2 separate regions of the Mus musculus genome follow, and region 1 is linked to region 2. The links are chromatin loops, found by intact Hi-C in ENCODE. Cell type or tissue: heart. All regions are shown on one strand. Each heading gives the region's core, and the rest is flanking DNA. Links, peaks and the distances in the headings are about the cores only.

Region 1 (4,392 bases), core at 118-4,117, 230 kb after region 2:
TATTTAATTTTATTTTATTTTTACGGAGAGATGTTATTATCCAGCTGTTCTCTACCATCATTTAAAAATCTTTTAAAAGCAGATTTACTTAGTATTAATTGTGTGTGCACTAACTGCTGAGCTATCTCTCCAGCACTCATAGCACCTTTTCAATAATGTTAGCAATACCTGCAGATATTCTGTTCCCTCTCAAGACATGCCCAATGGTTCGCGCATCGCTCACCCATTGTGTACCTCACTTATGTTAGGCACCGCTCTTCAACCTTACTGTTTTCACAGAACAGAAACTATGTTACACGTCAGCATGTGTTCACGTCCCACTTTATTATTTTTATAAGAAAACAATGGATTTATAGAAGGTAATTTCAATACCTCGAATTCAAGAACGTGGAGTAAACTTTTCTAGATTATCAGGTCAATGGACCAGGTGTTATGGACCCTCCTTCAGAGGCTCAGGCTTTGAATACTCATTTCCTAACTTGCAGCACTGTTTTGAAGGCTGTGTAGATTTTAGGCTGTGTAACCTAGCTGGCAAAAAGTAGGTGACCAGGGGTCTGTCTTTGAAGGACATACCTGGCTCTGGTTCTAGGCTCTGCTCTCTGCCTCCTGTTTGTACCATGTTAAGAGTCACTGCCTCATACTCCTGCCTCTAAGCAGGCAGCTACTCCTGATGCTACATCTTCCTCACCACGGTGGACTGAAACTTCTGTGGAACCAGGAGCCAAAGCAGGTCTGACCTTCCCGAAGTTGCTGCTGTTAGGTGTTCAGTCACAGTGAGAATAAAAGTAATGTAGAACTGGTACAGAAGAAATGGGGCCACTGGTGGGATGACGGAACCTTGTGTTTGACTTTGGAGTTGGGTTACAGTAGAAACTTGAAAGAGTCTAGAGCTGTGGGCTGTTCCTCCACCTCCACTGCTGTCAAAATCTTGCCACTCAAGGAAGTGGGCCTATCTATAGGAAGTGACTAGTCGTGGGGGCTGAACCCTCATGGATTACAGGAGCTCTAGGGGGACCCTGTTTATGAATAGGATGTGATGACCCAGAAAGACAGTGCCAAGATGAAAGGGGTCCTCAGTGTCTCTAACTCCACCAGCACTTGGATATTAGACTTCCCAACCTCCAGCCCAGCGGACACAGAACCTGAAAGTCACACTCAAACCTGGCACCTGGTTGCCAGCAGGGTTTCGGGGGCTGTGACGCATGGAGCCTCCTCTAGGAGCCTCTGCAAGTACGGGTCTTTCTGTGGGTCCCTTCGGGGCTCATGCATGAGTTCACCACTGTGTTTCAAGACTCATTCTTTGTGAATCTGTTTAAACTGTACTTGAAAGGTTCTGTCTCAGAGCCCAGCGTGTAAGCTTCTGGGTATACTTCCAGCTAATGCCCCACTGCCCCCAAAAGCTACCCCTTCCTGCCAACTTTTTAGTATTTGGGGCATAAGTTCACTCAGGACCCCCTCTACGGAGTGTTGACATTCTCAGCTTTAAAACCTGCTGCTTATCTGAGACCTGGAGGCCACAGGGAGACCAACTGTACAGCATGTTGTTAATTCTTTCTTTCACTATCACGTTTAAGTCAGCAACACCCCCGAGGCACTTCCCTTGCTCCACCTCCGCCATTCAAAAGGGAAAGCCTACAGAGCTTTGTTCATAGTGCTAAGGAAGGGCAGGAAGACAGAGTTGGCGAAAGGGTTACCTCTTGCAAAAGAATATAAAAAGTTACTTTCTACACAAGAACACCTGCTTAACCGTCTCCCAGATAAGAGAAGTCAGCCGACTCTTGGAAAAGCCCACACAGCTGGAAACACTGCTAAACTCAAGCTTGGCAATTTCAGGAAACAGCATTGGAACGTAAGGGGCGCGCCCTCTAGTGGCCAGAACTGGAACTGCTCCCACCTACACCCATGTCTCTAATCAGAGATCCTGGAAGATGAACCATCCTTAAAGAGGCGCAAAACCAATTCTCAACAATAACAGAACTTCTGGGGGAACCATCATCCCTGACCGCAAGCTGTACTACAGAGCAATAGTGATACTGGTACAGAGACAGACAGGTTGATCATGGAATAGAATCGAAGACCCAGACATAAAACCACACACAGACACTCGATCTTTGGCAAAGAAGACAAAAATATACAATGGAAAAAAGAAAGAATCCTCAATAAATGGTCTAACTGGCAGTATGTAGAAAAAAATGAAAATAGATCCATATTTGTCACCTTGTACAAAGCTCAAGTCCAAGTGGATCAAGGAATTCAACATAAAACCAGATACACTGACTCTAATTGAAGAGAAAGTGGGAAAGAGCCTCCAACTCATTGGCATGGGGAAAGGGGGAGGATTTACAAAACAGAACTCCAATGACTCAGGCTCTAAGATCAAGAATTGATAGATGGGACCTCATGAAACTAGAAAGCTCTTTAAGGCAAAGGACACTGTCAGTGGGACAAATTGGCAACCTATAGATTAGGGAAAATTTTCTTCACTAACCCTACATCCGATAGAGGGCTAATATCCAAAACATATAAAGAACTCAAGTTTCCTCCAAACAGTTCTTGCTTATAGAGCTAAACAGAGAATTCACAACAGAGGAATCTCAAATGACTGAGAAGCACTTAAAGAAATGTTCAAAGTCCTTAGTCATCAGGGAAATGCAAATCAAAACGACCCTGAGATTCCACTTTATACCAATCAGAACGGCTAAGATCAAAAACTCAGGTGATAGCACATGTTGGAGAGGATGTGGAGAAAGAGGGACACTCCTCTATTGCTGGTGGGATTGCAAACTGGTACAACCACTCTGGAAATCAATCTGGAGGTTCCTCAGAAAATCAGAAATAGATCTATCTGAAGACCCAGCTATACCACTCTTGGTCATATACTCAAAAGATGCCCCACCATACCATAGGGGCATGATGCTTCAATCCTACTTGGGAGGGAGAAGAAAACAATCACAGGAGGCAAAAGGGGGGGACCTTGGTGGGAGGGAGGGAGGGAGGGAGGGAGGGACCTTGGTGAGAGAGGGGAGGGGAAGAGGGAGTGTAAAAGGGGAACATGATCAGGTGTGGGGTGGTGGGGACAGGAGAGAAGCCCTGAGAGCCAGAAGAATGGATGGAAATATGCAACCTGGGGGTGGGGAGATTGGGGAAACCTCTAGAAAGTAACCGAGTCCTGGGAGGTGAAAGACTCTCAGGACTCAAAGGGAGGGACCTTAGATGAAATGCCCAACTCATTGCATCTACCTCCAGTAGAAAGGCAGGGCATCAACTGGAGGGACGGGGTTGCCATCCCACAGTCAAAAACTCTGACCCAGAATTGTTCCTGTCTAAAAGAACTGCAGGAACAAAAATGAAGAGGAGACTGAGGGAAAGGCGGTCCAGTGACCAGTCCAAGTTGGGATCATCTCAAGGGGAGGCTCAAAGGCCTGACACTCTTACTGATGCTACGTTGTGCTCACAGACAGAAGCCTAGCATGGCTGTCCACTGAGAGGCCCAACAAGCAGCCGACCAAGACAGAAGCGAATACTTAGACCCAACCAAAGGACTGAAGTCGGGGACTTCTGTGGTTGAATTAGGGAAAGAATGGAAGAAGTTGAGAAGGGTGACCCCATAGGAAGACCATCAGTCTCAACTAACCCGAACCCCTGAGATCTCTCAGACACTGAGCCACCAACCAGGCAGCATACATGAGCTGGTTCACATATACAGCAGAGGACTGCCTGGTCTGGCCTCAGTGGGAGAAGATGCATCTAACTCTTGGGAGTTGAGGCTCCAGGGAGTGGGGAGCCCTGGTGGCAGGGAGGGCGGGGGGCGGCGGGGGGTGTGTGTCAGTGGGGCGTGGGAGGGGCATCTTCTTGGAGACAGGGGGAGGAGGAATGGGATGAGAAACTGTGGGCGGGCAGAGTGGGAGGGGGCAATGACTGGATCATACTTTAAGGCAGCCCACACTTAAATCATCTAAAGAAAGGCTTGCCCTCTGGGGTTTCTTTTTCCCTTGGAGACAGGCTTTGTCTCTGCATTCTAGCCTGGAACATACCACGTGGTGGTCCAGGTCATCTTCAAAATTCCTGCAACATACTCCCTGCCTCAGCTTCCTAAGTGCCAAGGAGACAGGCATGAGACGCCGCAGCTGGCTGTCCTGTGCGGTCAGTAGAAATATTCCCCAGAGGTACGCTATGGCTTCTGGATCTAGATGTTGGCTAGCAGTCTTGTGCAGATATTAAATGTAGGACTCAGTTTCAGAACCAACCCTGAGCAAGGCTCCCCTGGACTACACTGTTACTGTCTTTTCTCTTCCATAAAGGCCTACAACAGATCTGGGACCACTCAGAAAACACTTGTCACACAAGGAATTTTTTTTTTAACACTTCCAGTGTGTCTATGATCCAGAGTTC
Region 2 (4,392 bases), core at 256-4,255:
CGACACAAACACACACACAGATTATCAACAGCTCAATGGAGCAGTAACCTGGAATGATATGAAGGAACGATACTTGGGAGCAAACAGAATTTAATTCTAAGAAGGAAAGAAATAAATACATGAATATGATTTATTATGTTACACAGACCAAATGGCACATGTGTGTGAAAAAGAGTATAATCATCTCTGCAGATGCCCTTTAAAGGGACATCTGACAAAACCCAATATCCACTCCTCATCAAAACGCTCAGAAATCCAGGAATACAATACAGTTGTTTCAATTTGATAAAGGCCAACAACCGGAAATGAACAAAAAGACAGCCACAAATGGTTTAATACTATTTCTGCATGCACGAAACACAACAACAGAACCCATAAACCACGCCCATTTAGTAATTATCAGGAGTCCATAGTTACCTACTTAAGGTGTAAGAAAGAAATGAGTCGCCAATGTTAGAGGCCGCCCAGCACTGTCTCACAGATGGCTGCTATTTACGTACAGAAAAGCCATAAAAGCTCATAGCACCAACAGCATCCAAACAAGACAGCCGGGAACAAACACACTGCCTTTCCTATGTCCACTTCAGCAATGACCGATTATAAATATATACTAAATACCAACCTAGACATAACTCTAATTAAGTAGGAAAGTGTTGTATGGAGGAAGTGATAAAGCTTAAGAGAAGCTTTGAAAAAAAAAAAACCTAAAACTATAGATACATACCATGATGCTCCAGGGTGGAAAGACTCATTATTGTAAGGATGTCAATTCTCCCCCAAATTAATCTATACTTTTACATGCAATGCCAATCGAAACCCCAAAAGGAATTTTCATTGACAGGAAAACTTTCCAGCCCAGCTGAGAGAAGACTACTCAGGACATTTTTGAAAAAAGAACTATAAGAGAAAATTCAATCTGTTAGTTATCAGGAAAAAAAAAACGAACTATCTAAACAATAATGATGGCATTGATAGAACTCAGACTAATGAAGCATCAGGGAGGAGCCCGTGTACACAGAGGATGCAGGGTGGGAAAAGACAGTGTGTACATTCAAGCTGAAAAAGAATCTGAGAAAGGCTGGGGGCAGGTTCTCCATCCTACTCAATATTCACAGAAAAAAAAAAAACATTCCATAGGAATCAGGAGGCCCACATAAAAGATAACTCCATTAAAGCTCTTGGATAAATTATTGTCCTAAAACTACTTTTCCAGAGGAAACACAAGAGAAACAATTTTATTTTTCATGGGCTTTTCTTAAGCTAGATCCCAAACTCCAGCATCATAAAAGGAGGATAAACAAATTTGGCATTATAAAAATTTCATCAGGTTTTTATTGAAATGTTACACTCAGAAAAAGAACACAAGTAATCTATGTGTACCTCAAGACCTTAATAAAAAATTAAAATCTTCGGAAATGAAATACATCAGAGACTGCTGATTAAATGTACCATGGACTCCCCACTCTGAAAATAACGTCTCTGTTGGTCCTTGGCATATTAATCTATCCTGAACATAGGTGGGAGACCTAATGCCAGTATGGCCAGGGTGCTGCTGGTGACAGGGAGAATTTGTTTCCTAAGATAATTTGGATAAATCCACTATTTCCTTTAGTTATTTTTATGTGCTAAAACTTGCAAAAATCTTACAGTTTTAACAAAGAAAGTTGTTAAAATTTACTACCTTTGATTAAACAGGTAGGCTTTTCTTGTTTTTGTTTTTAGAAGCCCATCTGTGGTGATTTTAAACTATGTCATTTTTCTCTTCAAAAGGTGCAACCAAATTCCTATCTTTTGGGGGATGTAGTGATGCACTTCTAATAGCAGAATATGGCTGCAGAGATGGTATGTAGCCTCTGGGACTAGATCATAAAAGATATTGAAACCTCATGATGTAAAACTCACAAAGAATCAATAAAAGTTTAAAAAAAAAAGACACTGTGGCAAGATGGTTATTTCTCTCTTGAATCATGGCACTTGGGGGAATTAGTTCCCATGCTATAGGGACACTCAAGCCATCATGAAGAAAGATAGGTATTTTGAGAAACCAGTGCCCCAACCCACAGCTGCCAAGGAGTTAAGGACTCTCACCAGCAGTCATATGCAGCCCTTCTTGAGAGAGGATCCCAAGGAAAGTGGTCAGATCTCAAACAGCCAACTACCTAACTTCACCTTGAAGAGTGACTGAGCCTGAACCACTTGGTGTAGCCATGTTCTGCTAAATGAGACATGGTTGTTGCTTGAGAAATCTTAGTTTGGGATGGTTGTCATGTGGCAAAGGCTAACAAATGTGAACTCTACTAGTTTAAAAAATATAATATACACACACACACATATATATATACACATATCATATATGTATATATGCATATATGTGTGTATATATGTATGTGTGTATGAATGAATTCTAAGTTGTAGTTTCAGTAAGGGTAGAGGAGCTCACAGCAGGCCACCTCTTCACAGATAATAATTACAGACCCTGGGAAACATACATTTTTAAGGGCATCAGAAAGCAACCAGAAGAGGGCAGAGATAGATAGGAATTTACTGGTTTAAAGGAAAGCATTATCTTGGGTTTCCACGTTTAGATGGATTTCTGAGACAGGCTCTCTGTTGAAGTCAATTGTGACAGGACACAGATTTCAAGAAGCTGAGAGAAGAATCTGAGAGAGGGTCCAGGAAAGGCATAGTGTTCACTCACTCCTCTGACAGAGCCCTGAACATGTGTCTAGGCAATGTTCTTTTTAAAAAAATCTAGGAGGAAGACATCAGGCACAAGCCTGAACATGCCAAGCAGATGTCTCGAGCACTCTGCACCCCAGGACTGCAGGTTTCCACTGAAATACCAAAAGTTTTGCTACAAGAGCAAAAGCTATGTTCCTGGCAAAGAAGTCTGTGAAATGATGAATGAGTCTTTCAAAATTCAAATGTATATTATTGCTATAACAACATTTTACAGCATCCAGAAAAAAAAATCAACAGGCTCCAAATTCTATAGTATAGATTATTTTTATTATATAATAAATTTTACTATATAATGATACAATAAAAATAACTAGACATGCAAAGTAGAAGAATATGTGAGCCACTGTAAAGAGCAGAATTAATCATTAGGGACATAAAAATGACTGGGCTACTGGACTTTGTACAAAAGACTCTGCAGTAACTGACTACCACGCAGGGGTGTTTATGATAAAAGATACTTACACAATGAAGTTATGGGAGCCTCAGGGAAGATTTAGAGATGGTTACAAATAAGATAAAGCAAACTGAAAACTTAAGGCAGAAAAATACAATAGCCAACACTTTTAATACCATGGGATTAAGAATAGACCAGATGCAGTAAAAAGGAGGCATAACAAGAACCGTCTAACTCAAAGCAAACAGAGAAGCAGATTTTAATACAGGAAGGCACCTCAGTGAGCTATGAGGTGTGTAATGGTTTGTATATCCTTGGACCAGGGAGTAGCACCATCTGGAGGTGTGGCCTTGTTGGAATAGGTGCGACCTGGTTGGAATGGGTGTGTCACTGTGGGTGTGGACATAAGATCCTCACCTTAGTTGCCTGGAAGTCAGTCTTCCACTAGCAGCCTTTGGATGAAGACATAAAACTCTCAGCTCCTCCTGTGCCATGCCTGCCTGGATGCTGCCATGCTCCCACCTTGATGATAATGGACTGAACCTCTGAACCTGTAAGCCAGCCCCAATTAAATGTTGTTTTTTATAAGACTTGCCTTGGTCATGGTGTCTGTTCACAGCAGTAACTAACTAAGACAAGGTGTGTGTGTGTGTGTGTGTGTGTGCAGTTCCCAACCTGTGGGTCACAACCCCTTTGGGATCAAATGACCCTTTCACAGGTCCTGCATAGCAGATATTTACATTGCAACTCTTAACAGTAGCAAAATTACAGTTATGAAGTAGCAATGGAATAATTTTATGGTTTGGGGATGAGGAACTATATGTAGTAAAGGGCTGCCGCATTAGGAAGCTTGAAAGGCACTGGTCTAAAGAGAGAGCCAATATGAACTCTCTGAGAATCTGCAAACTCCAATCAGGAATAATAGAGAGAAAATGGCACAAAAGGCCAGGATAATTGCAAAAATGTAATAGTTTAAAAAGCATCATCAAGCTTCCACAGAAGAGAGCACACAGCACAAGATGGCAGCCAGGATGGCACCTGGCTCACCCTCAGAGGGAGCCATGAGCAGGAGACAGGAGAACGACATCTTTAAAGCATTCAAAGTGGCAGGCTAGAATCCTGCTCAGCACAACCTCTTTCCACCATGACAACAAAGATCAGTTCAGAGCCAGGAATTCAATCTCAATTCCTGGGACTCATAGGGCGGGAAGCAAGCGGCGCTCCCCCAGGTTTTCCTCTGACCTCTGTACGCATGG

Evidence for each region. Hi-C counts contacts between places; a loop is a spot of excess contacts. Peaks named below come from ENCODE experiments on the same cell type or tissue, not always from the same donor. Only the 100,000 strongest peaks of a DNase experiment are listed, where the experiment ranks them.
Region 1: it touches region 2 in a loop (11-fold over the local background); 11 of 42 quality-filtered maps call a loop at or near these places.

Annotation. Positions count from the first base shown.
Region 1 is chr7:65,702,382-65,706,773 of GRCm38, reverse strand. No RefSeq gene overlaps it. Among named protein-coding and RNA genes, the nearest start is that of Gm33234, 11 kb to the right of the region's middle. In heart, for the core only: a CTCF peak has its summit at 1,874 (motif pointing left); a DNase peak (open chromatin) is centred at 1,873; H3K4me3 peaks cover 704 bases; H3K27ac peaks cover 708 bases.
Region 2 is chr7:65,933,521-65,937,912 of GRCm38, reverse strand. The region is part of intron 6 of Pcsk6 (proprotein convertase subtilisin/kexin type 6); the gene reads right to left. Among named protein-coding and RNA genes, the nearest start is that of Gm51486, 5.0 kb to the right of the region's middle. In heart, for the core only: a CTCF peak has its summit at 2,509 (motif pointing right); no DNase peak of the experiment used is centred there.